2 separate regions of the Homo sapiens genome follow, and region 2 is linked to region 1. The links are chromatin loops, found by intact Hi-C in ENCODE. Cell type or tissue: endothelial cell of umbilical vein. All regions are shown on one strand. Links, peaks and the distances in the headings refer to the core of each region. The heading gives the core; the rest is flanking DNA. Region 1 overlaps CDK6 (cyclin dependent kinase 6). Region 2 overlaps CDK6 (cyclin dependent kinase 6).

What was found. A loop is a pair of places that touch in the nucleus more often than their neighbours do. Peaks named below come from ENCODE experiments on the same cell type or tissue, not always from the same donor. Only the 100,000 strongest peaks of a DNase experiment are listed, where the experiment ranks them.
Region 2: it touches region 1 in a loop (5-fold over the local background); 5 of 110 quality-filtered maps call a loop at or near these places.

What each region holds. Positions count from the first base shown.
Region 1 is chr7:92,704,108-92,720,223 of GRCh38, forward strand. All of the region lies in intron 4 of CDK6 (cyclin dependent kinase 6), which reads right to left. Among named protein-coding and RNA genes, the nearest start is that of FAM133B, 120 kb to the left of the region's middle. RefSeq lists enhancers at 13,771-13,820, 13,841-14,140. In endothelial cell of umbilical vein, for the core only: no CTCF peak of the experiment used is centred there; a DNase peak (open chromatin) is centred at 14,004; H3K4me3 peaks cover 1,147 bases; H3K27ac peaks cover 1,664 bases.
Region 2 is chr7:92,803,325-92,819,440 of GRCh38, forward strand. The region is part of intron 2 of CDK6 (cyclin dependent kinase 6); the gene reads right to left. Among named protein-coding and RNA genes, the nearest start is that of CDK6-AS1, 25 kb to the right of the region's middle. RefSeq lists enhancers at 6,058-7,257, 6,246-6,295, 6,486-6,630, 6,746-6,855 and a cis regulatory region at 6,553-6,563. In endothelial cell of umbilical vein, for the core only: no CTCF peak of the experiment used is centred there; a DNase peak (open chromatin) is centred at 6,497; H3K27ac peaks cover 1,837 bases.

The sequences.
Region 1 (16,116 bases), core at 13,046-15,545:
CTTTGACCACCCTCCCCCTCTAAAATAGATTCCCGGTGTATCGCACTCTATTGCACTGCTGGGCCCCAGAGATTTTATCTAATATATTAATTTGTTTATCATACACCTTCCTGACAAGAATGAGGGGAGATTTTATATATATCATTAATTTCTACACTCTCAGCTCAGTGACTGGCCAGCAGAAACTATAGCAAAACTTGAAGAAATTTTAAATAAGAGTATGGATCTAAATAAGAACTCAAGAGGTAGACATAAGGCTTTAATGATGTGATAGCTACTTGGGTGCTCAGAGCCCTCCTCTCTCTTTTGTTCTTCTGTATTTCTAATTCTATTCCCTTGCTTCTTTACTTCTCTTTACCCCCACAGGCAACCACTATCCTAAGTCTCATGTTTTTCATTTCCTTCCTTAAAAAATGTTAATCTATAAATATACCTAAATAATATTTAGATTTGCTTTATACATATTTCATATGCTTTATAACTTTCTTCATTTTTGTTTTATTCCCCTCAATATTATTGCTAATATTCATCCATGTTATTGCCTGTAGCTATAGCTCATTCATTTTTAAATTTTCACTGCTGTGTAATTCTATTGTGGGAATATACCAGTGTCAATTTAATCATTCCTTTGTATATGAACAGTTGGGTTGTTTGGAGTGTTGGTATTACAAACAATGCTGCAGAGTATTCCTGAATATGACTCTTGGTACACATGTGCAGGAATTTCTCTAAGGTATGTAACTTAAGGCATGGAATTGCAGGGTTTCATGGTATAAGCATGTTAAACTGTATAGTTAATACCAAATTATTTTCTAAAGTAGAGTATCATTTTATGTTCCCTTCAACAGAGGATCAGTTTTAGGTGTTTCTTGAAAAAGCAAAGACTTGGTTTTAGAGAAATATTTTAAAAATCTAATCTAACATTCTTTGCCATCGAACTGGTGAGTTTTGTCCATTTACATTTACTGTGATTAAGAATCTGTTTGGACATTTTTACCAATCTATGTACTCGACATTCTTTCTTGCATCTCGGGCATTCCTTTTGAGATTATTTTCTTTCTTTTTGAAGTACATCCTTTAGAAAATTCTTGGTAGTGGTAAACTCTCTTGGTTTTTGCTTCTGTGAAAATTTCTTTACCTCATTAGTATACTGTGTACTTAGAATTCCATATATACACAAAATAGTAACAAAATATCCAGAATATCCAAAGTATTTTTACTACGATGTCCTTCAGGCACCAAGAGAGGAAGCATATAACAAGTAGTTGTTCACCAAGTAACCAACCTTCTCCTACGTTTTGGGTCCATGCTAAGGCATGCTTAGCAAACACAAATCATTGTTCCTGGTCTCAAAGAGCTTTGAGCAGCATTAAAAAAACTTGGAAATCACATGAAACCTAAGTAGAGAGTGAAAGGTTTCATGTAAAGGATGAATTGGGTGGCTTAAGAAGTGCTGTGGGCATTCAGAGCAGGAAGCATCCAAAGAAAGGTGGATCCCAGTCAGGTCATGTTGCAGAAGCTCCTGAATTATGTTTCTACACAACACTACTTATGTGGCCAAACCACACCTTTACCTTGAATCTGAAAAAAGCCAGGGTACGTTTTCTTTGGAGATGGTACTGTGGCTTAACTGAATCCTGAATTGGGCACTAGATAGATAAGAGCAATATTAAGACAAATGTTCTTAAAGACTAAATTAGAGAATAAGCAATTGTATGAAATGCTAAATACAAATTTTCCAGAATTGCAGGTTGAATGTGCTACTCAGTTATTAGTCTAGGTACCAACTCCTTTTCTGAATGGGGGGCATTCCTGCATGGCTTTGTAAAACAAAACAAGACAGTGCAGGTTATACAAGGGCTGGGCTGAAAGCCTCAGGAATTTCTTTTAACTTTCTTGAAAGGTTAATAGCTGAAAGAGTTCTTATATGACACATCTTAAGCAGACTATGTGAAAGAAGTGTATGTTATCTGTGACATTAATTCCTAATCCATAGTACAATGAGTCACTTATTCACTGGAGAATAATCTAACCTATTTGGGAAATGAACCTTTCTGAATATTAACTACCACCTATTCCCAAGAGGAAGTGATCGGTGGAATACAAAATGGCTCAGTACAGAAATAACATTAAAATGCTCATTTTGGCCAGCGTGGTGGCTCACACCTGTAATCCCAGAACTTTGGGAGGCCAAAGTGGGAGGATGGCCTTGAGCCCAGGAGGCTGAGACTGCACAGTGAGCTGTGTTTGTACCACTGCATTCCAGCTTGGACAAAACAGTGAGACCCTGTCTTTTTAAAAAAGCTAATTTTGACTACAGTAGGGAAAGAAATTTACTTTCATAATTAATGAGCTGTTACTTTCCAGTCATCTGCCTTCCACTCTATAGAGATTAAATACACAAAATGTCCTTCGTGAAAAACAATTTTCTTGTCTTTGTAGAATTTGTCCTGTGGGTGGTAAAGAAGAAAAGCACAACCATGAAGGTCTGTGCTCCAGGGCCACAACTCAATTTTTCTGTGCCATCCTCAACTACTTGCCTAGTGGTTGAAAGTAAGCAAGGAACAAAGACTGAAGAAACACCACTGGATTTCTGGGACTCTGAGATCTCACACTGAGATATGGTGCCTGAAAGCAAAGCAATTAATACTGCCTATACAGTCCATTCACAATAACACACTGATTCATTCTTAGATTCTCAGTGAAAATTCTGCAACTGTCTGGATTTGTGCATTCAATTTCCTGTATTCGAAGAATAGATACGTGTGTAGCCTTGGAAAAAATACATTTTATTTTTCCCCAGACTTCAACATTGTTTAAATAACTGATAATGGAAAGATTTCTTCAGCATAATCATTTCAGGAATACCAGAAACACTCTCTCTTTTGAGAAATAATAATGAAAAAAGAGAGAATGGTCTCCCTAAGATGTTAGTAATCTAAACTTTAGTAAAAGTGATTTCTAAGTAACTGATTAACAGTAATAAAATGGTTTCATTGGTTTATATTCATTTCTTTACCTGTCTTCATATTCAGGTTCAAAGATGAGTATTACTATTACATAATTTAATTATAGGACTTCACTTTTTCATGTATTAACTCATTTAATTCCCACAACAATCCTATTAAGATAGGTACTGTCATTTTCTCTATTTTAGCAGAGAAGAAACCCAGGATACAGAGAGGCTAAAGAACTTATTTAAGGTCACACAGCTTGTTAAGTTGCAAAATAACTTTGTATAAAAGATCTGGTTCCAGAATACGTCCCTTTAACCATGTACTGTGGTATTATACTGTGTATAATAGCCGTTATACTGCTTTTTGAAGGAAGCAATGTTTTTCAAAAAAATTATCTCTTTGCCTATATTTGAAAATGGTAGGAGAGAAAAAGTAATATTCCAGGAACACTTGAATCAATTCAAGACTTCAGAAACAATGTTGCCAAGAAGGAAGTGAGAAACAAGGGAAGAAATTCTAAAACAACATCAATGGAGTCACTGTTTAAAGAAAAGAAAGGACTTATTCTCTTGGAAGGGTGTGAACTATTTATTCACAAATACCTGATGAGATATAGAAAACGTGCGTGCATGCGCACACACACACTCACAGTCTCTTTCTCTCTCACAAGATAAATAAATGTAGTATTAGAAAGAATGCTAGGTATATAATGTTTTAAATTCTGCTGTCTTCCCAGACTCTTCCAACTTAACAATCTCTGGCCTCAAGAACATGACATTATTCTCTTAAGAGAAACAGCCATTATCAAGTGTATGATATTATGGGCAGCAGATGAGCAGATGGAGGAAGACACACAGTGGTGATGATGAAATTTTTAGGCATATTTAGTTGTTTAAAAAATCCTCAAACTGAACAGACTCTTACTGGATTATATCCAATATCTAATTTCTAAACTTGTTATTCTTTAGGAATAGTGAGGGAAGACGGGTGAATGAAGGTAATTAGCCCCAAGGAGAGAAAAATCGAAAAAGGGCTGAAAAAAAATTTGACGCTTTTCTTTACTAATTTACAACTTTCTTTGAAACCCCAGTTTGATTATCTGACTTTTGAAATTGAGAAACTAATCTGTGTTACCATTTTAGAGAAATGAATGGATGAGGTGAACCAAGAATGGAGAATGGAGATAAACCAAGACCACACAAATTTGACTATAATGAGTATATATTACTTTTATAATAGACATAAACAGCTTCAAAGTGCATCATCATTACCAATTGCTATTTGGTGAGCATAATCTATGTGACGCCCGTTTCTTCCCTCAAGGTGCTTGTTGTCTAAGGAAAAAAGTAAATTATGGTATTTTGTGGCTGTTTACATTACATAACCCTCATTAGGGTTTAGTCATATAACGACCACAAGTGAGGTATACAATTTGCCAACTTTAGCAAAATCTGGATTATGTGGAGGAAAAAGGAGAAACAGAAAGATAGGTGGCTAATTAATTAGAACATAACCATGTCACTGGCACTTTAGGCCCAATAAAGTAAAACATCTATCATTTAAGTCCTGATAAAAAGAAATATATTTTTTAAAAGGCTCTGTTTGTAAAAGAAAAAAAAGTCATTTCATGATAGATTCATCTGAATTACAATTGGGATAAACATTAAACCACTAGAAAATTTCTGATTTATACAACTACTAGTGAGATGTCATATAGAGATTCTTCATTATACAATTTGTTCCGTTTTGAATGAAAATGTTAATCATACCAGGAGAAATTACTATACATATTCAATACCACTGCCAGTAAAAATAGTAGTGATTACATCAGTAGTGGCTACTATGTTCTGAGCATGTGTCAGGACACATCCACAACAGTACAGTATGAAGGCAATTATGACCAGAGACACTTATTTGATTTAAATAAATATATTTTTATTTCTTATTTATCTCATAAAGTAAATTTCATATCAGATTTTGACATGAACATGTTTTCCCCGGATCTACATTTAACAGCCTCCAGTTTCTGTCCCATCTCATTCTTGCTCTCACGTAGCCCCTCGTCACACATCTTTCTTAAAACAGCCTCCACGCTGGTTTCCCTGCCATCAATTTCTTAATTCACACCAAATCCTCCCTACCAATCCACTCATCACATTGTAGTAGACTGCTTTTTTTTAGGGTAAAAAAGGTTTTAAAGCACTCTGCTCAACAACCCACATACTTCTTGCTGCTTTGCCGTTGTGTGTGTGAACATGAGCTGATGTTTCTCAACCCCATACCTAGAACACACCTTTCCCTGTGCTTTGCCAGGCAAACTCCTCCTCACTTGTAAGCCTGCCTCAAAAATTAGCTCCCCTGAGAAGCCTTCCCTGACTCTCCTAGATCTAACAATGCTTGTCTCCTAGATTCACCAGGGTTTATCTGGCTAGGTAAGAGTTGTAGAGGCAACTTCAGATTTACATATACATATATGTAACTAAAAAAACATACACATATATACATATATGTATTTTATTTATGCATCCAAATACTGAATATTACTTTTAATCATATGAATATATTAATAACAAACATACTATTTATGTAATATAAATTACGTAAATAATATTAATGAAATTCACATCTTTTTAAAAGTTCTTAGTTTAACATAATTTTTCTTATTGCCTCACTGTTTTTAAAAGCAATCCTTAGCTTCCTGAATTTGCCTGAGAAGAATGTTACCTGCTGATTGCTGATAGATGGCTCATACTCAAAAAGTGTTTGCTGATTGCTATTATTAAGGAATCTAAGGAATCATAGTCCTGGTGGGTGTGGTAAGCAATCATTCTTAGTCTAATCAACATTTCCATGAAACTCTAAAGCTTTCTGCTTTCAACATATGTGGAGCACGTAAGGAAAAATGCACTGTGCTTTATAAAACATTTTATTAGAGATTGGTGAATATATCAGTGCGCCTCTGAAAGAAACCAACAGCAGATGTTCCTACCTATACAGTGGCCCTGCTGCCTTGGTGGGGGTGTATCTCTAGACTAATGAAGGGCCTGTACATTCGTTGTTCACCCAACAGCCATCCCCTGCTTTCCTGGCTAGCATAACCTGATTTTCTTTTGGGTAGCAATATGCTTATCTACAGACTGATTGGTCAATGGGTAGGTACGGGATTCAATTATGAGTGATGAAACCTAAAGTGGAAGTTTGAAAAGAGCTTTTGGAAAAGATTGTCTTCCCTGATTAAAGAGACAATAAAACCCTTTTTGGCCCCTGCTTCCTCACCTACTGCTTAGAATACTGTTGTATGTGATATAATGCTTTTGAAGTTGTGGCAGCCATCTTGAGGCCCTGAGGGATGACACTCTCAACTAACCAAAGAAGAAGGAATGGTATTTTCCCAATATTCGGTTATCGGAACCAAGATGATACCATCAAGCAACAGCACCAATTGCAGAATTACCTATCTCCAGACTTCTTATATCAGATTTAAACGTTATTATTATTCAAGACACTTTGATTGGATATTTTGTACTTGTAACTAAATATATGATGCTATAAATGGGTCCAGAAAAAAATCTGAAGATTCTAGCTTTGGTGATTACCAGTAATGAAGTTAAACAAAGGAGACCAAAGCAGAATTGCCTAGGAAAGGAGAAGCTGATGAGTGATCTTTTTGTTATGATCTGTTTCTACTGCCATGGAACACCAGATGGAGAGGTGGGGAAAAGCAGAGATGAGGGCTGATACTCAGAGGAGACCCGGGCAGACGGATGACTTGGACACCTCTGCACGGAGATGAAAGTTACAGCCATGGACCTGAGTCAGACACAGAAAGGGCTGAAGTCAGAACATGCTGGATGCTTTATTAGAGGACAGGAAGAGCAGAAAGCGCCAGCAAAGGCAATGGCCAGAGGCACTCAGGAGAGACAAAGCAGTGAGCTCTCTCACATTCAGTTAAGGAGTGCAGGAGTAGGAGCTGAAACCCTTTTGGAGAACAATTTGGCATTATCAAATTTTTGAATGTGCATTCTTTGTCCTTTGTCCTGGTAGTACCATTTCTTAAATAATTATCCTAAAAGAAATTAGTATTTCAGTGAAAAAAACATAAGCCCAAAGATGTTCACTGCAGCCAAAAAATGAGAAACCACCCAAGTGTTCATCCTGGGAGACTGGGTAAAAATATTATGTAAATTTACACAGTGAAAGTAAGAAAAAGAATAACAGGCTAATATATGTTAGATATGGACAAAATGCCTAGGATAAATAAATGGAAACAAGTAAACAAGAAATCCCAAACAAACAGAAAACCTGTATGTATACTATTATAGGCACATCCACATCCACCCTCATGCACACCCATACTGAGGGTTGTATACAAGTAGCAAAAAATATAAAAGTTCATTTAACAAACTGTTAATAGTGGCTTTTTTTCTGGAAGGAAGGATCATTGAGGATTTTCCCTTTTCATTTTTTTACCTACCTGGAATGGTCAAATTTTTTTTTTTTTTTTTTTTTTTTTTTTTTTAAGATAGAGTGTCTATCTGTCACCCAGGCTGGAGTGCAGTGGCATGATCTCTCAGCTCACTGCAACCTCTACCTCCTGGGCTCAAGCGATCTTCCCACCTCAGCCTCCCAAGTAGCTGGGACTACAGGCACATACCACCATGCCTGGCTAATTTTTTTATTTTTTGTAGAGACAAGGTTTTATCATGTTGCCCAGGTTGGTCTCAAACTCCTGGGTGCAAGCAATCTGCCCGCCTCAGCCTCCCAAAGTGGTGGAATTACATGCGTTAACCACCACACTGGTGGAATGTTCAAATTTTAAAATAATTTTAGCAATGAACAAAGAATGCAGACAAAAAAACTGAAGAAGGAACCGTGACACTTTGGGAGGCTGAGGCGGGCAGATCACGAGGTCAGGAGATCGAGACCATCTTGGCTAACACGGTGAACCCTTGTCTCTACTAAAAATACAAAAAATTAGCCTCCTACTCAGGAGGCTGAGGCAGGAGAATGCTGTGAACCCGGGAGGCAGAGCTTGCAGTGAGCCGAGAGAGCGCCACTGCAGTCTGGTCTGGGTGAAAGAGCAAGACTCCGTCCCAAAAAAAAAAAAAGAACCATGAGAGTTTAAGGGAGCGGGGACTCGCATATACAAATGCTACAAAGGGAATGTGGAAGAACCTGCAAAAAATGCCACTGGATTTGGTGAACTCTATCTTATAAATGGGGCTATTTCTCTCTAAAAAATTGTCTACTAAGACCAAATTTCTAAAAACAAAATTACTGAGTAAATGCATGTGAATTAAAAATAAAGCAATTGATGAATATCTTATTTTTCTAAAATATTATGGGACTAACAATACTTGAGAACTACAATCGACTATTGAAAAAATTTGATGCCTTTAAAAACAGGAGTACAAAAATTACAAATGATAAGCTGATGGAAAATACAAATTGTACTGTGCATATAGTAGCAGCAACATGACCTTTAAATGCAGTTTTTCAGCCCCACATCCTAAAACCAAGAAGTCGTTATAGAAATAAAGATAGAACAATAAATACAAAGAAAAGATAAAGACAAGATTTTATTTCAACTTGTGTAAAATTGCTGAGGTCACTCTTGAAAGCTTTTCTTACTTTAAATGGACTATTCAATCTTGTCAAAATCTTAAATATTGTGCTACATTTTTAACATCTACTTGCCAATAAAAGGCATGACAGTGGACAGTTTGGGTATAAGAACATGTGAGTTTCTCTCTTCTTTAGACATTAATCCTATGTATGTATGTATGTATGTATGTATGTATGTATGTATGTATGTATTTATTTATTTGAGATGGAGTCTCACTCTGTTGCCCAGGCTGGAGTGATCTTGGCTCACTGCAACCTCCGCCTCCTGGGTTCAAGCGATTCTCCTGCCCCAGCCTGTAGCTGGGACTACAGGAATGCGCCACCACACCTGGCTAATTTTTGTATTTTTTCAGTAGAGACGGGGTTTCACCATATTGGCCAGGCTGCTCTCGAACTCCTGACCTCATGATCTGCCTGCTTCAGCCTCCCAAAGTGCTAGGATTACAGGTGTGAGCCACTGCGCCCGGTTGACATTAACACTTTACAATTCACAATGGGCTATCTGTGGCTTTTCCTAATACAATATTTTTGAATGTATATCAAGTAAAAACTACAGTGGCCAGACAGTATAAGTAGTTTTACATAATATACATAAACCTGTAAAGTCTTTTAAAATGCATCTTAATCTAGTAAATCATATTTTAAATGCATAGGCAGCTTTTGAAAAACTTTGCCAAAGCCCATATGCAAATTACTTGATTTTACATATTTGATTTTTAAAACATTTATGCAGTTTTATTAAAGCTATATTGGTTTTTTGAACCCAAGATTTGGTTTCTATTACAACTCCATTAAAAATGTTCCCTGACTTAAATTAATATTGATAAATTAGTCATTTAACATTAAAAGTGGTTATGATTAGAATGAGTATCACTGATTAAGCTTCCATTTACTCTGTTGCTCTGTACTGAAAGCTGAAGAAATATAACTTTAAATACCAAGTCAATTTGTTTTAAGTCCTCAAAATTTAAAAAAAGTAAAAAAAAAAAAAAAAAAAAAGAACTAGTATCACTGAGATCTTGTGCACTCTTGACAATATCCAACCAGCTGACTAGTCATGCATTTGTGTAAAATGCAGTAACTTTGGTTTTCCAGAATATCTTCTAAATATAAACACAAGATTTTAGCAATGAAAGTGACTAACAAAATAAGTTTAATTCTTGGTGTTTAAATTTCAAGATGGATGCAGATACAAACCACAATGGCACCTTTCAGGGAAGTCAATATTTAAAGAACAGCATCCCTTCCCAACCTCAGTCCTCCTCTACCTCCTCTACTCAGAAACCTCCTATTTTACCACCCACATATACTCTATAAACACTCACTGAGCAGCTACCATGTGCCTGTGTGTTGTTACCTGAAGTGCTGAAATGGCTATTTTGCAATGTTAATCTTTTAAAAATAGAAGACAGAAGTCAAACAAATGGGGATACTACCATATGAGAACTACTATATTACAGGCAAATCAAAAGTGCACGGGAGGGTAGGTACTTAACTTTATCCTGGGGAGTTGGGCAGACTTCAGAGATGGCATCTGAGTCTTGAAGAATGAGTAGGAGATTGTTAGGCTGGGAATGGGAAAGGCAATCTAAGCAGAGAGAATGTTTAGTGACACGGAAGCATAAAATCTAATGGCATGATTTTTCAAGAAGGAGCAAAAAGGTCTGGATAGCAAGATCATAGGGTGTGTGGAGATGGGTTTGGTGTGGGTGGGAAAGCAAGAATGGAGAGAAAGGTTAGGAACAGTTGACTGCTGCATTCCGGAGCTCAGAGTATACAGACTTGAGTGTGTGGGCAATGGGGAGTCACTGGGAATTTTTACTCCTTCACCTCCCCAAACGGGCTTGTTTCCCACAGTGGTCCATGTTGTATGGCTGTTCCCACAGCTCCCTTCTACATGCCAGTCTTGTCTTTCCAGGAAAAAGAAAATCTCCTTTTCTGACTAACTGTAGTCTTGATCTTTCATCCATTCTGCAAAAATGGGATTTTATAGACAGGTAAGGACATTCTCATGAATATATGTGAAGACCATCATTTTAGGAATTTATTTCACATTCTTGATAGTAGCTTTTAAATGCTTTACTTTATAAAAGTTTTACAGTTTTTTTTTTTCTTTTTCTAATCTGCTTTTTCTAAACTAGTAAAAGCTAGTTTTCTGGAACTAGGTTACAGACAGACTTTGGCCCATTTAACAAGGTCAGACTGTTTATTCTTGACAGAATTCTTTCCCACTGTAAAAAGGTACTTTTAAATGCCACATTCCAAAACCAGTGCCAGTAAGCCACTGAAGCATATTTTCCCACAAGAACTGATACCATGTGCAGTCCCTACCTCACTGAAATCATCCAGCGTTACATAAGGTGCAGATAGTATTTAACGTCACCATGAAATCTATCAACTGAAATATGCCAGCCATGTATTTATAAAACACTTCCGTACATTTCAAAGCATTGGTAACATTTAAAAAAGTAATTATTAAAAATCGAAATGGGAAAAAAGAAAGGGAAGGACAGTGCTAGAAATTTTTTAAAAAGAATTTAAGACAGAAGAGGAAAATGAATCTTGTAACTTTATATCAGTATCCAAACCTGAAGTAGTAGAGCTTTTTCTCCCTTATTTTGGGGTTTTTATGGTTGAGCTGTTAAATTTACAGCCCCATTTTTAGATTCTGCCAGCCTTCAAAATAAATATATGAGCAGCGCTAAAGTAAATTCTCCTACGCTTTCCCCTTTTCTCTTTTGGATGTTTCCCTGAGATTTGAAGGTAGATTATTCCTCCACAGCCAACAGTAAAGTTCAACATTCAAATTTATGAAGGATTTAAAAATCATCAGTATCCTTGTAGATAGATGCTGGGTGCAACAATGTCACTCACCCTGGGTTTCAATCCCTAGAGAGGGGGAAAGCAGAAAGCAGGAGCAATAAGAGGAATGGTTCAGCAGCCAAAGACTATCATTTAGAAATGCATTGGGAAGATTAGCAATAAAGTCAATAAATGCATCAGAAAATCCGGCACTACAAAGTAATTGTATAAAAGTCTGAGCTCAACTTTTGGAGAGACCTACACAGATAACAGGATCATAAATTTAATCTTCTCAAGGACCCAAATGGACTAGATAAAATGACTAAGGGAAACTGCAATGCAGAGATTTTCAACCCCTTCTTGGGACACTATGGTTTCTCCAAAGATCCCAAGGGATCTTAGCTTTAAAATAAAAGCATAACATACAGAACATCTAAGTGCACAAGTCAGGAGATCTGGCAAGGTTTGTGATCTCAAATAAAGAGGGATGAAGCACAATAATTATCTGAAGGTTATGAATGGCTGCCCAGACACACATTCAAAGTGTAAATGTTACTCCCTCAGAGCTCAAGTTATTATCAAGGAGTGACGCAGGCAATTGGGAAGATTAGTTGAAAGTTGTGTCTAAAACAAATTAAAAAAATTTTTTTGGATGCTTATAATTGATGATGCAATGACACAAGCAGCAACATGGAGAATGCAGAGTAGGAAATCCATTCATTGATTCATTTGTAAAAGCAGGGAGTTGTGAAAGCAATTAAGTTCAAAGAATAGTGAAAAACTGATAAAGAATATGTGCTTATGTTATGTGCTTACCACTTTGGGTAGAAGCGATGGAAAGACAGAAAGGTAGGTTGGAGCTGAGCTTCAAAAAACTTTGTATGCCATGCTGTAGAGTTACAGTTCATTCTCTAGGCACTGGAGAATCGTAAGGATTCATTCATTCATTCACCATGTACTCAAGTGCCCACCTCGTGCAAGGAAGGCACTGTAGGAAATGCTAAAATACATTATTTGGACTGAGTGAATAAAAATGGATATGGCCAATGTTACAGAATTTGAGAAACATTATCTTGACTCAGAAACTTACACTATGATATTATCAAAGCCTAAGCAAAATATTGCCACCTCTCCTTTCCTTAAAAGGAAGCAGTGACAGCTCTAAAATACAAGCAGCTCACGTGTCCAAAGAATTAAAGAGGACACAAAAATCCAAATTATTGAAATGTTGCTTTATATTCAATTCCAAGGACCATGTCTCATACTCCTATGAGTATGAATATAACACTTGCGTTGAGTTAAGCAAATTTAGGGGAGATGGAATTATCTCATTAAATAGAACTCTTCAGAGAAGCCCCTAAACTAGCACAGAGGCATATTCCCAAAAATGTTAAATGTAGGAGGCAAAATGTTTTTTCATCTTCTGGATCCCTGAGAAGCCCTTTACTTGAAAAACTTTCTGAAGCATATGGTCTCATTAATCTTAAGACAATGCTTAGTCTTTATATCCAGTTTGGCCTCAGGCTTTTGAGATTTTGAATGGCATCATATAGGGTGTCCGTATGAAAAACAGGCCCAGGCATGGTAGCTCATGTCTGTAATCTCAGCACTTTGGGAGGCTGAGACAAGAGGATTGCTTGAGGAATTTGAGATCAGCCTGGGCAACATAATGAGACCCCCATCTCTTAAAAAAAAAAAGAACGTAGCTGGGCGTGGTGGTGTGAACCTGTAGTCCTACTACTTGGGAGGCTGAGGCAGGAGGATGGCTTGAGCCCAGGAGTTGGAGCCTGCACTAAGCTATGACTGTGCCATTGCACTCTAGCCTGGACGACACAGCAAGACCTGGTCAAGGAAAGGAAAGGGGAAAGGAAAGGGAAAGGGGAAGGAGAAGGGGAAAGGAAAGGAAAAAGGAAGGAAGGAAGGAAGGGAGGGAGGGAGGGAAGGAAGAAAGGAAGGGAAAGGAAAGAAGAAAGAAAGAAAAAGAAAGAAAGAAAGAAAAGAAAGAAAAGAAAAGAAAAAGAAAGAAAGAAAAGAAAAAGAAAGAAAGAAAGACAGACAACCAGATTCTCTGTATCATACCCTGATAGATGCTGGCTGAACAAATGTAGGAAAAAAGCAAGGAACTTCTGGCTCTTTCTCCGAGTAAAACATCCTCCAGGCAGTAGCATTACAGTTGAACTGTTTTTGTCCAGAACTAATTCGCAACAGTGACCACTTATGAAGGAGCTAGAATTAGGTGAGTCAAATGAATGACTATCTTTTATAAACAAGGGAATCAGTCATTTGATTCACTTCGCAAATCCACTTGGTGCAATTAGATAGCCACATGCATGCACATGCACCAACAGCAGCTTTCTGTGCAGTATGGAATACATTCTCTTTCTACATGGCAGAAATTCTCACAGTGGTCATCGATATTTGCCTTCACCGTGGAGGCAGAGCTAACCTATCAGATGGTAACTCAAATGTGTTTTATTACCACTGAGAACGCGCAGTGGAGAATCTGGATGGGTTTTCATGTTTGTTTTGGCTCTGGCATTTTCCATGTACCCAGCCCTGGGAATCCTAAAGAAAACGTGTCCTGTTCCCAGCTCTGTGCACTGCCCCCATTGTGTTCCACTTCCCTCACTGGTGAAAGTGAAAACGAAACCGGCACAAACCCTCCATTGTTAACTATGAAATATGTACTGGCAACTGGATGTTTTAACAAAACAGACCTGGTTGTGTCATGGCAAGATGTTGAGAGGGGAAGGAGTCACAGGAGCCCTTCCTGCTTCAGAGGTGTGTCCTGCACTTTCGCTGAGGTGCCGAGGCGACGGGGCTTTGGGTTTTTTCCATTATACTCATGTAATGTTCTTGGTTTGATTTATTCAGTATGCACTGGCAGCTTTTGGAGGCTTCTGTGGGAGCTACTCGGCTGCCCAAGCCGAGGCACAAACCCTGCCAGGTCTCCATAGTAAATACAACACGCACGAAGAGGAAACAAGCATAAACAATTTATTTTCTCCTGTAAAAGATGACATTGTTCTCCGATCTCTGGTCCTGCTTCACTTTGTCACTTGGTGGTGCCAACTGGGTGCCGTGGAATGAGTTATTCCAAACACACACACACACCCCAAGCACGAATTGCATGACGCGCACATTCACAGGGCCCACATCCAGGCGCGTTCAACAGGAGGATGCTGGTGACCTCTTTAAGCATCCCACATTTTGACCTGGGTAAGGAGGGAGGGCTTCCCTGGCCCTTAGCCTAGGCAGGTTCTTGAGCCTTATCATATGGCCTCATAAAACCATATCCCTTTCCTTTATTGCATTTATCTCTGTTTCTAACTAGACATTTCTTTGTGTGACTATCTGATTCAGATCTATCTCTCCATCTCGCTTGTAAGCTCTCTGACCTTGTCCATTTCCATTCACCATCATCCCTCAGCTTCACTGACAGCGTCTGCACATAGAAAGTGATCAGTAATTATTTGTTGACTGAAAGCCACAACTCCATTTCATTGATTTTCTCCCCTAGGCTTATCAAAGTTTCTGAATCCACGAGGTTCCGTTAGTGTTACTAAATGCTATCAACACTGAGGTCAGAGTAAGGAAGGAATATCATCAGAGGCACAGGAAGGGGATGTAAGTAATTTTTTTTTCTTCAACTTTAAGTTCCAGGGTACATGTGCAGGATGTACAGGTTTGTTACATAGGTAAACGTGTGCCATGGTGGTCAGCTACACAGACCATCCCATCACCTGGGTATCAAGTCCAGTATTCATTAGCTATTCTTCCTGATGCTTTCCCTGGCAATTTTTGTAATACTTCTGGTATTAAATAAGTTAATGATCTCAAATAAAGCAATATTGGGAATCTTATCAGTTACAGATTTAAAAAAAAATTTCCAAAATTAAGTTTTGTACTTTGTACAGCTGTCGAATAAAAGTCTTCTCATGTTTAACATTTACTTGTTGTCTTTTTGTAATTTCTATGGAATAAAGGGTGTTTTCAGAACATGTATATCTTTTATTAGTGAAGGTAATATGGAAAAAAAGATTCTTGGAGAAAGAGAATATAATTCACTTAGTGAGAATTTTATTAAGTCACTAAAAAGATGGGAACATACTCCCACTCTTCCATTATGGTACAAAGAGGAATGTTTCTCTAAACTATACAGGTGTGTTTGGCACAGGCATTTGAAGGAAAAATGCTAACTTCATGAATAGCATTAAATGATTGTATAAAGGCCCCAAAAATACAAAGATACTGAGGTACCAAAAAGAATGACCTCATTTTAGGGTACACTTCTCTCTACCCACGGATGGCTTTATGATGGCTGTCCTGGGGAGTGGCTGGCTCTAACTGCCTGGGTGTTGGCAATCACCTGTGGTATAAAAACATCAATACTGGCATTGCCTTGGGTGGTCCTTACAGTATTCCCATGTACACTGAGAGCAGCACAATGAATGTGCTGTTGCAATTATGGACTTGGGTGATTTTAAGGGAGAGGACACAGATAGGACTGAATCAAGAGAATGCTTCATTTTTCCTAAGCAATGATACTTTTATAAGACATTCAGGTGCACAATGTGGCAAAAGTTTTATTGAGGTCTACATAAAAAAAGAAAACCAGGAGGCACCAGTTCATGACCCAGTGTTCCTCACTGTGTCAAAATGTGGCATGAGCTAGTTGTCTGTTTTTGGTTTTATTATTTTAACAAGACTTAAAAAATATTCTTTAAAAATG
Region 2 (16,116 bases), core at 5,542-8,041, 92 kb after region 1:
CACAACACTAAACCAGGTGATATAAACTTCACAAGGGAGGAGTGAACGTTAGTACTAAAGTTTTCAGAAATGCTCCCATGGAGCTGATGACAGCCAGGTGCAACCTTTGAAGATGAGTGAATATCACATAGGTAACAAGGAGAAGAGCAAGTAAGCCATGGAGGGCAGCCACATGAACCAGGCTGGTTGGAGAGAGCAAGCAGGCTCCGTTTGAGAGCCATGAGGGCAGAGTCCCCATTTAGAGGACAGTGTGGGACATGAACATGTAAGACGGATACAGATCACGAAGAGCTTTGGACCACAAATCAAAAAGTCTGGGTTTGAGATGGTAGACATTCAAGACCATTTTGGGGCACATGTGTGATGTGGGAAGAAGGCATCATATGAACTGGAACATAACCCAAACGAGAGAGAGAAAAAAGTTACTCATACAGGTTTATATTGATTGACTCCCGGGACAGTATGAAAAGGGGGAAAAAATGGGCACCAGGAAATGTTTTAAAGGGAAAATCTATTAGACTTGGTTAATATCAAACTATGACAAGTAGGATAAATTAATCTTCAAGGTTCAAGTCTGGATGAGTAGAAAAAGAAGTAAAGCCTCAACCTATATAAGCCATCTACCGTATTCATAGATCTCAATATTACCTACCTTAATTAATCTTAAGAGTCACTTCTCCACTGGTTTGTTTCATTTGATCACCTCATATAGATTAGTGACATTTTATAAATGGAGGCATGAAAAGAAAAATATAAAACATAATATACCAACCATATACATTAGGACAATTGAGAACAGAGATGAGGCAATGCATTCATAATTTAGAGGGAGCTCTGATTTGAGGTCTTGGTTGCCTGGAATTACCTAGACCCTTTCACTTGAGGGTATGCATCCCCTCTTATAAGAACCAGTCACTGAGCTAACCCATTCCTTAGGCCTCATTCTAGTTAGCTTCCTTTTTTAAACCCCTGATTCCCTAGCAGGGTCCAAATACAACTAATTCACAAATTTAGCCAACCAAAACAAATCAACAACAATTTCAACAACCTTCACCGTGGATTCTAGTTCTGAGCCACACTCTTAAGGAAATCTCACATTTTCCAGTTGTCTTTAACTCCGTCCATTTCAGCCATCTCACCTCGCTCCCAATCAAACAATTGTGGGAAAAGACTATCCTTACTCTTGGTTTTCCTCTTCTTGCCTATTGATGGTAATGAAAAATACTAATATTAGGAGTGCTAATTATATGAATGTGAGCTTGTTAATGCTAGATGGTTGGACTTATGTGTTTTTTCCAATTTATGCTGCAGACCTTTATAATTTTTTGCCTTCTACAAATTGTTGTTAACTAGTGTCTTTTTGAAATGCAGAGCTCTGAATCTCAGGACTATCAGCATTTTGAAATTTGTTTGTTGTGGGGAGCCATCCTGTGCATTGCAGGATACTTAACATCAATAACCTCTACCTATTAGATGTTAGTGGCAGTAGTCGCAGCACTAGTAACATCTATAAACTCTACCGCCCCAGTTGTGATAAACAAAATGTGTTCAAAGACTGTCAAATCCCCTGGGGAACAAATTCACCCCTGGTTCAAGACCACTGCTGTAATGTGATCTTGGGGGACAAATACTGGTCATGTACTGTTTGTATAATTCTAGGTTCAAAGACTGAACGAATGAGTAGAAAAATTAGATAACCTATTAACTCTGAAAGCCTATAATTTCTTAACCTCTAAATAAACATATTGCCTTCTCTCTTGATTCAAAGAGCTTGAAATCTCGATGAAGGAAAATTGGCCACATAGCCTATGCCCTTAAAGTAGGCATACTAAGAGGGGCATGGCTAGACTTGGGATGAGTTGGAGACTGAATCATGTAATCTGCCCACTCCACACCCTTCACCACCATCACGTTGCCACTTCCCTTGGCTCAAGTCACTCAGGATCAAAGAGATGCTGCTTTGGGGGTTAGTTGGTAAAAGCATCAGCTTGTGAGGTAATTATATGTAAGGTATCTCCTAGCCATCATAAAGTCATACAGCATTTCTTCTCAATGGTTTAAAATAAAAATCCATTTTCCGTCATGCTGTTCCAACTTTTCACTCTGAAAGCATGATTTTCCCACCAAAATGAGTGAGCTCAAGATGTCACTATGGTCAAGACTGATAATGTTCATCCATGAAACCTACTCTTCATAAACTCCCTCAGTGTAATCATGATGTGCTATAGTTGAAATTGGAAAGGATGTTATGACCAAAAAAAAACTACCATGAAGTCTTGGCATGCAGTTTTATACCGGTCTAGTAACACCTACATGGCTTCAAAAGGCTTAGTAAAACTTCGAAACGATTTAAGAACTATCCTAAAGCACTCCACAGAGGCTCCTGGTATCCAGAACCCCTGTTCCAGGAGACCAGAAGTGTAATGATTCTCATGAACCTTGTTCCCCCCGTACAATAAAATCCCTCTTTCTTGAGCTAGTTTCAGTGGGTCTCTATTATTTCCAATCTGAACCCTAAGGTTACTGGCTATGGCATAAACTACCTACCGGTTCTCTTCTGATTTTAAAATGTTATTTAAAAATGTATCTTCTTGTAGGGGAAGGGGAGTGAAGAGTCATTGTTTAGTGAGTACAAAATTTCAGTTTGGGATGATGAAAAAGTTCTGGAGATAGCAGTGATGGTTGCACAACAATGTGAATGTACTTAATGTCACCGCATTATACATTTAAAAATGATTAAAACTGTAAATTGTATGTTATGTTTATTGACCACATATGTTATGTATATTACCTTTATTTACCACAATAAAATAAGTTTTTAAAAAATCTATCTTCTTGAAAAAAGCATGATTGAAATACACTGTCTACAGAAGCTTCTAATCCTCAACGTGAGATAAACCTAGATAGTTGGGGCTTTTCTTCCTATACTTATGAATATAAATAGAAGTATGTTCCCAACTCTCCCAAAATTCAGTAAAGTGTTCTGAGCCTGTATCCAGGACTATCAAAGACGCCCGTTAAAACATGTACAATTGTAGATTCTGAAGTGATCTTTTGTTTTGTCAGTGATTCCCCCCACCATCCCTTTACTTTTATCACTACTTATCACTTTATTAGCATCTTTATAAAACGATGTAATAAAGTGCAAAATGGATATGCACGTGTCCACATGCAAAGAGGCAGACCCTGGTGGGAAGGAGTGGAGGATGTCAGGGAGGAATGAAGAACCTAATTTTGTAAATTGATTACCACTTACCTATACATTTAAAGCAGTCAGTTCATGTTATAACATGACAAAAATGTCTGTGTAACCAGATGACGGGCACAGGATATCGTGTATATTAATGCCAACAATAAAAACCAATAGAAATTTTGCAACATGCGGAACAGACCGACTTCTCTTGTTAGCATGCCAAGTATAACAACTCCTTTGTTCACTCTGACATTCAGAGCACTAGACAGAAAGGCTGTGAGCCTTTACCTGCGCTTCACTGCATTTCTTCATTTTGATAACAACTGTTTTATCCATATTTTTCTACCGTAAGACCATAAGCTAGATGAATGCAAGAAAAATTTACTTTGTGTTTCCCACAAGAGACATAATACGAAGAGGACAAACAAATACACATTTATTTAGGTTTTGGGCAAGAGGTCAACAATTTAAGATAAGCCATACTGAAGTTGTAGCTTATACCAATTTTGGAGCTGAACTAGTTTTAATTCTGTATCACTCCCTTGAACTTTTTGGTTTGTTCACCACCTGTCCTCTGTTCCCCTTAACCTCATTTATTCTTTCTACCTAATCTTGAGAGCCTCTAGATCCAGAAGTTTTTGCCATATGAATTTTTACCCTTCCATGATATTTTTAAAACTTTAAGAAATCATTTGTTTTCTTAATTTGATCTCTTCTAATTTGGTCATCTTTTACTCTATCTACTTTCTGAAAGTAGATCTATATCTATATGGAGACATGTATATCTATATCTAGAGATATCTATATCTAGATAGAGAGATGTATATATCTCCAGATTTCTGTATCTATATCTAGATATCTAGATTATATATCTGTATCTAGAGATATCTATCTAGATATAGATAGATATACATCTCTTTATCTAGACATAGATACACATCTCCTTATAAATATATCTACATAATTATATGTAAGTTTATATCTATCTAAAAATAAAATGTATTTAACTCTGCATCTCTCTATATAGATATATATCAATATATATAATAGGTATAGATATAAATACATATTATTTTTCTTCTGGTTTCTCATTATTTTATTCTCCACCTAAACTTCCTGCTTGCCCTTCACTAGTACTATCTCAACCTTTCCCTCCATAAATAAATTTAAAAAGTGAAATTTTATACCTAACCAAGCATAATTCAGCAATTGACTTCGTGTTTCCATTGGACATGACACAAGGCCTTCTCTTATCTATCATGATGAACAGTCAAACGGTATAACCAAGCGAAAATTTTATTAACTATAATTCTCTAGTAGCAAGCATAGGCATCATTCATCATAACTACCATTTTATTAGGGTACAATAAAGGATATATCTTGAAGTATCTTCTCAATGCTCAACAAAGATTAAATTATGAGTTTTAGTGTTAAGTGTATTTTATCACATTCTAATCCTTTGAAAAGGGGACTCAGAAGAGATGGCAACTTTCTAATAACTAAGCTTTCTTATTAACTGGACTGCTCTATTCCTCAATTACGCAAGTTAACAGATGACTCCCCTGTAAATTAAAAAGAAAATAAAAAAAACTAGACACCTCATATGGTATTTTTCTTCTTTATGTTTAGTGATAGTTAAGTAGAACTCCTGCTATTGCTCAATACACAGAACACTCATTAAATCAGCAGATGAGTAAAATGCAAAGTGAACCAAAATGCCAGTTACTGTGTTGCTGCGGGGCAGCATCAGAAGCCTGCAGTCTGAAGCATATGCTCCCAATTCTCAGATTTCTATAGCAGCATCTGAGAGAACACACAAGAAAAGAGGGAGGTTTCTTTGCTTTTGCCTATATTGGCCAGTATTCTCACATTTAGAATGCTTGATACCATAAGGTATAGTCGGCCAAATAGTTTGGTAGAAATGTTACAGACAGATCTGAAACAAATGATTCACTTAAAGTGCCTTCTATAAAGTAAATGCTGCTTAAATAATTCACTATTAATTGGACAGGTATTCTGCCTAGTAAAAACTGTGTTTGTATATTCTGTTTATCTATCTTCTTGCATTATTTGCTATTTATTTAAATCATCAATGGAGTTAAATCCAATGTGCAATTTTCCAATGTCCTGAGCCCTTCTGAAAATTGTATGCTTTGGAATGAAATTCTTCATGTGATTTCTCAAGTATTTTGAGGTAGGGTGGTTAGATGAACAACCAGAACATAACCCATTTTCAGCTGGGAGGATAGTCAAATAAACAAAAATATGTTTCTGAATGAAAGATATTCAAAGGAATACATATTACTGCATATTTTCAGTATGATTATGTAACAAGACTCCATTTCAAAGCTAACTTTTTGTTTGGATTACATGTGCAAAAAGGTCAGGGCTATGTTTTCTGTAGGAATTTTTACTTTTGCTTATTTGGAAGCAGTTAAAGGGCCAGAAATCCTGGCTATTTAGAGGCCTCTGTAAAGATGAAAACACATAAACACATTTAACAATAAATATTTGTATTTTAAATATAGGCATATTTTTGCTATACTATAGCTATTTCCTTCACTGCAAACCACTGGTTTAAGATTTCCTTTAATAATGAAGATATATTTCTAAAGAAATATATCTAGATAATCTATAAAATGGTTTTTAAATTGTTTCATAAATTGTAAAACAAATTGGCTGTCAACATGGAGAAACTCTCAATAGCCCAGGAAAACTCAGGCTTAAAAAGTTTCAAGGTTTCCTGGAACTTTCAATGTTTTCTGAAAATTTTCATCTCCAAATGTGCTCAATGTTAATAATTTTAGAGTCTAAAAATTGTGGCTGATCCTAAATATAAAACTAATTGACAACGACAATCTGGTTTCACTCATGGTAGACCTATTCTGGACCATTCAGAAAGTGATGAGGGACCCAAGGGGCAGATCCACAATTACCTTCCCTTACTTGGCCTTACTGGTCACTAAGCCTTTCCTAAAACCAAAGCTGCAAACAGTGCAACTGAAGTTTGAACTCCATTTCCTTCCACTCCTGCCCTACTTATTAGGTTGCACAGAAACAATAAAAGACCAAATGAGTTATAGCAGGACTGCTCTTACTTGAGAGGTAAGGGTATATTTATTTATAGTCCAGGGTCAAAGCTACTTCCTTAGATTGTGACCATCTTAAGAACAAAAAGTATCTAATCCAGTGTGAAATATAATGGTTCATACCTAGTACCATTAACTAATTAAAAACAGAAAGGAAAGACTGCAAATTTTTGATGATGAAGAAACCAAAGGTTCCCTGAAACTCTCAGTTTGAACCAAGGTCATTCGATATCATTAGCCAGAGTGTGGCTGAAAAGAGAAACCAGGAAGTGCTGAGTCATCGTGAGCATATGCAACATCCTCGTCAGCACTTCTGGTGCCAGATTCAAAGGTATGCGTACTTCCTTTGACCTGCTACTCTTCCATCCTTTTCTCAGTAACGCAGGGTAGGTCATGGAAAGCTAACTGCCACCAAGTTGAGAAGCAGCATGAACCCTAACAAATAACACTACTTAACACTGTCAATTCTATATGCTGGTCTCTAGATATGGCTATGAAAATAGATTGTTTGAAAATATATATGCGTGTGTATGTGTGTGTATATGTATATCATTTACTATCTGTCAGAATTAAGCCATTATACCTCTAGTTTCCAGTAAGTCAAGATAGCTTCCTCTTCAAATAAACAGCATGCCTTTGTCAGCATGCAGTTTATGTGCATTTAATTTGCCAAGCAGGTCTTACTAAAACAGTCAAATCCAAATGACCTTTGCATGACTGAAACACTTGTAGTATTAGGTAGAAAAACTATATAATAGGGGAAATAACACCCTGGAGTCAAAAGGCTTGTGGTCTAGTCCTGACTCTGCCAGCAGACAGTTGACCTTGAGCAAGTCATTTACGTTGTCTGTTTCTTTATCTGCAAGACGGGAATAACAATCCTCCCCCAGTCTCCCTCACTGCTGCTGTGAACGTAATTATATTAACAGCACTTAAGAAGTAGACAACTGTCATGACGAAAAGAAGTGATGAATTCATTACATATTTTTTAAAAAACAAAACTTCAGTCTCAGGCTAGCTTCTATGCATTTTATTAGAAACATACAATAATTTTACTGGATTTGAATGTTTAAGTTGTCACCCAGGTTGGAAGTGACATAAGAAGATAAACAGTAATAGTAAGTAGATGGGCAGAATTCAATAGTAAAGGGCTATATAAATATACTTCAAAAAAAGCAATTATAGGCCGGGTGCAGTGGCTCACGCCTGTAATCCCAGCACTTTGGGAGGCTGAGGTGGGCGGATCACGAGGTCAAGAGATTGAGACCATCCTAGCCAACATGGCGAAACCCCATCTAAAAATACAACAATTAGCTGGGCATGGTGGTGCGTGCCTGTAGTCCCAGCTACTCAGGAGGGTGAGGCAGGAGAATTGCTTGAACCCAGGAGGCGGAGGTTGCAGTGAGCCGAGATCGCGCCCGGTGACAGAATGAGAACCCCCCCAGCGCCAAAGAAAAAAAAAGGCAATTATATAGGAGAAATATCAAAATAATACTTTATTGAGAGAAAGAAAATTTGAAGTAACATAAATAATCAGTACCCAGCATTTTCTCATAGAATTTCCACAGGTCTCCAGCATTGCTTTCTGCAGTATTTTACTCATTGGACATTCTTCAGCTATATAAATAAGCATTGTGAACGAGCCTGGGATTCAACTACAGTTATAATGTTGTATCTACTAGAAATCCTGAGTGCTCAAACCCCAATGTAGCAGGGTACTTTAGGCAAACATCGTTTTAGTCCCTTCACCATCCTTGTACACTGAGACACGTGGCTGAAAATATTTACGCCCTCCTTACCGTGTGTAAAAACAAAATGAAAAGATTCTTTCTTGGCCTTTGACTCTCAGAAGGAAGAACAAACTGGGGTGGCTTCGAGTGAACAGTCTTGAGATTAAATGTGGAAATAATTATAGCACTTGAAGATGGCAGAAGGTGGCATTCAAGATGACAGTGTAACTCCATCTAATAGCAACCATTTGTTGAACAGCTCCTATGTCCGTAGTACCTATGCCTTGCCCTTGCAACTACTACCTGATATAATGTCACACTTAACCAGAGAAAAAGTAGGCAGACTTGAGAGATTCCTAATGGACTTAATCATTTTGTCCAAGAGAATGAGAGATGCACATAATATTAGAATTTGAAGATTTTGTCAAGTTCTGCCACCAATCCTATTAACAAAACCACCCCCCTACAAAATATTCTGAAGGAGAGGAATAAGTAAGGCAACTAAGTACTTGACAAGTATCAAACACTTAAAAGGGCGAGGCGCAGCAGCTCATGTCTGTAATCCCAGCACTTTGGGAGGCTAAGGCTGGAGGATCATGAGGTCAGGAGTTCGAGATCAGCCTGACCAACACTGTGAAACCCTGTCTCTACTAAAAATACAAAAATTAGCTATGTGCCTGTAATCCCAGCTACTCAGGAGGCTGAGGCAGGAGAATCGCTTGAACTTGGGAGGTGGAGATTGCAATCAGCCAAGATGGTGCCATTGCACTCTGGCCTGAGCAACAGAGTGAGACTCCAACTCAAAAAAACAAAACAAAACAAAACAAAACACTTAAAAGGTACCTAACTTCAGAGACATCACTTAATATGTGTCCTAATTTTACAAATGAAGACATTGAAGCTTAGAGGTAGGAAGCATAATGGGGTTAAGACACATAGTCATGTGGCAGAACTGGAATGTGAACCCACATTTGACCTCCTCTCTTAGGTAATCAATAATATCCAATAATCAATAAGTAATAGTGTTTGTTATTTCTGAGGCCCATGTGTAGCTTCAGACTTTTAATTTAAATTTTCTCATTCAATTTTTTTTTTTTTTGAGACAGGGTCTTGCTCTGTCTCCCAGGTTGGGGTCAAGTGGTGTGATCATGGCTCACTGCAGCCTCAAACTCCTAGGCTCAAGCCTTGATCTTCCCACCTCAGCCTCCAGAGTAGCCGGGACCAGAGGTGAGTGCCACTATACCTGGCTAAATTTTAGGAAATATTTTTTGTAGAAATGAGGTCTCACTACGTTGCCCAGGCTGGTCTCAAATTCCTGGCCTCAAGCAATCCTCCCACCTCAGCCTCCCAAGGTGCTGGGATTACACACATGAGCCACTGTGCCTGGCCCACACTCAAACTTTTTAAGATGACAGCACAGTACCTTTCACAAGGATATCATATATTGAATTACTGAGCTGTGGTTCAAAAGTTTGTTCATGGTTTACCGTACAGACATTAACCACTGCTCAATCATTTCTAAAAACATATATAAAGTTGATGCCAATTCACAATCACCAGAATTTATTTTTAATTGTCATACTAATTTGGTGATCAGACCCTCTTCTATGTCAGAAACAAAGGGCATATATGTGAGTTGACTGCAGCCTTCTGACAAGGAGCAATTTTCTTCTAAGTAAGTTACAACTAAATTCCCAGCCTTGGTCTGTACACCCATGATCTAACAACTTTTTTTGCCTTTCTCAACAGTGGCCAAGAAAATATATGCAATTCATAGTAATTCATGATTTGGGATTTTATTTCTATGTAAAATGGGATAATTTTTAAGGACCCTGAAGTCCTTTAAATCACAAATCACTTTAGGGTAGCAGTCTATTCCTGCCAGAATTCGTTTACTGGAATTACAAAGTAAATAACCGTGAAAAGAAGATGGAGGTGAAAATCAAGGTTGTAGAGAATTTGAGAGGGAAACAGAAAGGGAATCATACTGCTTGCTTTTAAAAAAAAAATGCACCAAAGCTTTCTTCATTCAAGCAGTTGGTTTTGTTCCCTAACTGGTCCCCCACATATCTAAGTGCAATGAGTACATTCCCAACTCCTACTGCCAAGTTAAAATGAAAACGTTCTCAGTCTAGAAATGATTGAGGTGGTTTTCTTTAATCAAATTAGAGCAGCCAAATGTTCCTTTCAAAGGTAACTGTCTACTCTGCAGCTGTATGCAAACTACCACATCAAATGTGAGGGAAAAAATAGCGATAGAATTGTGTCCTTACAGTACAGAGCTAGCTGCAGAGATGGAGAAACAAAAGCATTTGTACAGTTAAGAATTACATTCACAGTGAGCTTCCAGAAATATGCTGACTTCACAAACTGTGAACAATGTATTGAAACTTCCAGTACATAATTAGCTATTTTGGGGAGGGGAGGAACATGGGGGGAAATGCCCCCTTAAAAACGGCTAAGCAGCAATAGATACCTTGAGTCATTTACCCTCCCAACCAAAGTTTCTCAATGAGAAACATTAAAAGACTGGCTGAGACTTCATAGGAAAAAAAAGTCTCATAGACCTTGCTTTTTCACTTCCTGTCTCCATCAAAAACACACCACAGTGAGTAAACTTGAGTATCCCGCAAGCTTCAATTAAGCTTGTAATGATTCATTTGCATGCAGAATTTATTCTTTTAAATAATCAGACATGGGAATTTCCTGCAAAGAATTAATTCATAGTGGGCTTATTTTTTCAGTTTGTTTCCCTTAAGAAAAATCAATTGGCTAACATTCCCAATATGATGTCAAATTAGCTTTTCTATGTTACAATTTATATCAGCTGTTGGTTTCAGGGATGGTATATCAACAGTATGAAAACCTAGAAGATGACAATGAATTTATATAGCCAGGTGCAATCAGCAACAGAAGAATGAAACAATGTTCTTTCTTCAATTATGGATCCTCTCCAGATGGTTATACTGTCCTCTAAATTAAGGAATGTGGAATAAATAGGGGAAAAGTATATCTCATGTGATCCCAATATTTCTCCAGAGCAGCTGTTCTTAAACTTTTTTGCTTCTGGTGAAATTAGCAGACAACTTCCTTGGTTCACATGCCCTTTGACATTACCCAAATTTAAGAACTGCTGCATAACAAAAACTTCCCGCAGGTAATAAGCAATTCTTGGGCTGCAGCCCTTCTGCTCCCAACCAGGAAAGCAAACTGAATTGCAAAAAAAAAAAAAAAAAAAAGACATTTTGATTATTCAAAAATTTATTTTAAGAAGTGTAATCAGACTTCCAGTTCAAAATGGTGGACCTATCACAAATATTTGCCTCCATTCTTTCTCAGTAAAAGAAATAAACCCATAATTACAAAAGGGCGTCCCACATACACAAAAAGGAGAGAATTTAGTAAATTTGCTGGGTGACTGAAAATAAACAGAAATAAGGTGATGGAAGAAGTCACCAAAGAGATAGTAGTCTCCAAAGTGAAGAACATATAATCAGGAGATGTATTAAGAAAATATCTTCTATTTTTAGGTATTTTGTACCCCTTCATTTCAAAATCATTATTTTTATTAAATATATAATAATATATCTGTATATGTACATAATTTTTATAATTCAGTGAATATCAGTGACATGCTCAAATATTTTTACTAGAAGGGAGGCCACTGCCCTAGAACAAGCCATGAGGGCACCGTGGAGGAAGCAGAAGCTGGACTACGAGTCAACAGGTGCAATGGAAAAAGGGAGGAAGAAGGGCAGCCATTTTCTTCCCACATTCAGGGGAGTCAACTAAATGTCTGTATATAGGGTAACTGCACCAGTTAGCATTCCTATTGCCATCCCTGTACCTAAGATCTTGGAGTAAACCATTTCTTATTGTGACATTTGAGAGTTTTTCCACATCCTGACAGCCATTTTTCCAGCCACCCAAAAGTAAAGCCTGTGAAGCATACTCCCATCCCAAGATTCCTATGCCAAACAAGTCTCCCAAAAATTTTACTCAGAAATGAGAGCCAGCAGGGAGGAAAAGATCCTATTTAATAGTCTTACTAGCTAACCAGTCTTTATAAAAACTAATGGACATACAAGGCAGTAAGGGAGCAAGAAGGTCCAGACTTCTTACCTGCCAGAAACAACTAGAAACTAGATAAACATATGAAACAACTGCTTTCAGATATTGGACTATAGGTAGTAGAGGACTGTGATCCCTGAGAGAGGGGAAGCAAATGAGGTGAGCCCTAGATTGCCCTAGCTTTCTGTTTGGAGGCAATTTCCAGACCACAGGTACAGGAAGGAGGAACCTCAGAGTTCTGTAAATTCTGTAGTCTTGCCCAGCTGGGTAGGCAGAGATCAGAGTTGAGAAGACAAGGAGGCCAAAGTGGCTAAAATTTGGAAGACACAATACTGAAGAAGAGCTCCAGAAATCTACATGGGGTCTATTGAGTCCCTGGCTGAATATTAAGCTACACATGTGGAACTGCATGAAGTCAAGAAAGGTCAGCTTCTGAGAAAAGATCACCAAGGAGTTGTAAGATGAATGATTCCAGAGCTCACAGAGGGCAGAAAATGTTTCAAACTCCTTACCAGCCAAAGAAGAGAGACTACAAAAGAGTAATGTCTTAGTAGGGCTAAACTAGCCTGGAAGCAAAGCCTACATACACTAGATCCTCTCCCCAACAACAAAAGAGACAAACTAAAAATAAGCCTTGGAAGTATAAAACTGAACCACACATAACTTTACTGCCTGCCAGAACAAAATCCAATTCTCTTTAAAGGAGTAGAACAAAATCCAGCAGTTGACAATGTCATAGTCACAATGTTTGGCATCCAATAACACATTATTAGACATGCAGCCATACAGAACATGACCCATAAGCAGGAGAAAAATCAGTCAATAGAAATAGACTCAGAAATGACAGAACTTATGGAATAGCAGACAAAGAAATTAAATAAACTATTATAAACACTACAAAAATGCCCAAGGCCTTAAAGGAAAACATGGACACAGTGAGGAGAAAATTGGAAATATATAAATAAAAAATCAAATGGAACAAGTACCAAGATAAGCTATATGTTGGACCAAAGCAAGTGTTACTATCTTTAAAAAGTATTAGAATCATACAGAATTGTTCTCTGATCACAACAGAATTAGACAGAAAGAAATTAGAAAAATCCCTTACATGTTTGGAAATTTAAGAATCCATGGATTAAAGAATATATAACTAAAAATGGCTTAAAATAACCCAAATTGAATGAAAATTAAGCCACAACATATTCAAATTTGTGGGAAGATGCATATATTTGAAGATCCAAGCTTCTATTTTAAGAAGCTAAAACTAAGAACAAATTAAACCCAATGTAAGTAGGAAAAGAAGATAAAAACAAAATAAGTATCAAGAGACCACAGACAAACAGAAGTGAAAATTAATGAAACAAAAAACTGGATTATCATCAATAAAACTGACAAAACTCTATCTGTATGTCAAGATAAAAAGAGGAAAATGCAAATTACCAATATCAGGAATAAAAGAGTGGACATCACTACATATTCTACAGACATTAAAAAAGATAAGGAGTTAAAGAATCTATACCAATAAACTACCACCCCCCCAAAAAAACCCTAGGATAGACAAATCCCTTGAAAAATACAAAATTATAAAAGGTGATCTAACCTATAAGGTCTCATATCTATTAAGAAAATATAATTTGTAGTTAATAACCTACTCAAAAATAAATGCTAGGCCCAGATGACTTCATTAGTAAATTCTGTTAAATGTTTAAGAAAGAAAGAATGCCAATCCTACACAAAATCTTTCAGAAAATAGAAGAGGAAGAAACACTTCTCAACTCGTTTTATGAAGCCAGCATTACCTCAGAACAAAAATCAGAGTTATTATAAAAAAAATTATAGGCCAATATCATTCATGAATATTCTTAACAAAATTTTAGCAATATATAAAAAGGCTACATCATGACCAAGTAGGGTTTATCCCAGGAATGTGAGCTTGGTTTAACTTTCAAAATTCAATCAGTATAATTCACAGCACAATAACAGAGTTTTTAAAAAAATAATCAATTCAATTCTTCAGAAAAAACACTGACAAAATTCAGTACCCAATCATGAAAAACTCTCTAAGCAAACTAGGAATATAAGGGAACTTCATCAATCTGATAAAGGACACCTAGGAAAACTTACAGCTAACATCATACTTTAGGGCAAAAGTCTGAATAGTTTTCTCCTTATTATTGGGAACAAGCCAAAAACATCTGCTCTCACCACTTTTATTTGACATTTTTCTAGAGGTTCTAGCCAGGGCAAAAAAAGAAAGGAAAAGAAATAAAAGACATATATATATATAGGGGGGAAAGTACAACTGTCTATTCTCAGATGATGTGTCTGTGTATGTAAAAAAACTAAAATTTACAAAGAAGCTACCAGACTAATAAGGGAGTTTTTCAGATCACAAGACACAAGGTCACTATACAAAAAAGACTATAGCTCTCAATGACAAACACTTAAAAAGAAAAAACAATGCCTTTTACAATAACATCCAAAAACATTAAATGCAAAGAGATAAATTTAATAAAATGCAAGCAAGGGCATTACACTAAAAGCTACAAAACTCTGATGAGAGAAATTAAAGACCTAAATAAATGAAGAGATACACCATGTTCGTGATCAGAAGTCAGTGTCAATATCTATGCCTTCGCCCTAATTAATAGAGATTAAATGCTATCCCAATAGGAGAATTTTTGTGTTAACTAACAAGCTGACTCTAAAATTTATATGAAAATACAAAAGAAGAGCAACAACAATTTTGAAAAACAAGAACAAAGCTGGAAAATGTATACTACCTGATTAAGACCTATACATTATAGTAATCAAAGTATGACATTGGCAAAAGGATAGATATATAGATCAATGCAAAAGAACAAAGAGTCTAAAAACAGGCCCAAATGTATATGCTCAACTAATGTTTAGCAAAGCTGCCAAGGTAATTCAAAATGAAGAAAGCAAAGTATTTTCAATAAATGGTGCGGAAATAGCTGGATATCCATACAGGAAAAATGAACCTGAACTCTTAGCTCAAGCCAAACACAAAGACTTGACTTGAATGCATCACAAATCTAAAATAAAAGCAAAAACTATAAAATTCTAGAAGAAAACATAGGAAAAATCCTATATGCCCTGGAGGTAAACAAATATTTATTAGATAGGATACAAAAAAGCATAAGCTATCAAAGAAAAAAAAAGATGAATTGGACTTAGGTTAAATTAAAATATTCTGTTTGACATAAAGCATTAAGGAAATGAAAAGGTAAGCCAAAGACCTGAAGAAAATATTTGTAATCCATGTAGCTGACAAAAGACTGCTCAAGAACTCTTACAATACAATAAGATAACTCAATTTTAAAAAACGGTCAATTTGAACAGAAACTTCCCAACAGAAGGTATCAGAATGGTCAATAGCCAAATGAAAAGATATTCAACAACATTAGTCATCAAGTAAATGCAAATTAAAATCACAATGTGTTATTAGTTCACACTCACTATAGAATGACTAAAAATAAAAAGATTGACAGTCCCAAGTGTTCAGGAGGGTGCAAATCAAATGGAACCTTTATACACTAGCACTGGAAATGGAACAACCAGTTTGGAGAAGTTTGACAATTTCTTAAAAATTAAATACACAATTGCCATACCAGTCAGCAATCTACCTGTAGGTATTTACCATACAAATGAAGCATATGTCATATCAATACAAAGACCTGTACACAAATATTCACAACAGCCTTATTTATAACAGCCCTAAACTGGAAACAACAGAAATGATCATCAGCAGGTGAATGAATAAACAAATTGTGGTAAATCCATATAATGGAAAATGAACTACTCAAACAGTCAACAACATAAATGAATCTCAAAAACACTATCAATGAAAGCCAGATATAATAGAACATAATACTCTTTGATACTGTGTATATGAAACTCTAGAAAGGACAAATCTATAATGACAGAAAGAAGATTAGGTTGGCAGGGGTCCTGGTAGAGGGAGGAGATTCACTGCAAAGGGCCCTGTGGGATAATGCGAGTATTTTAGATA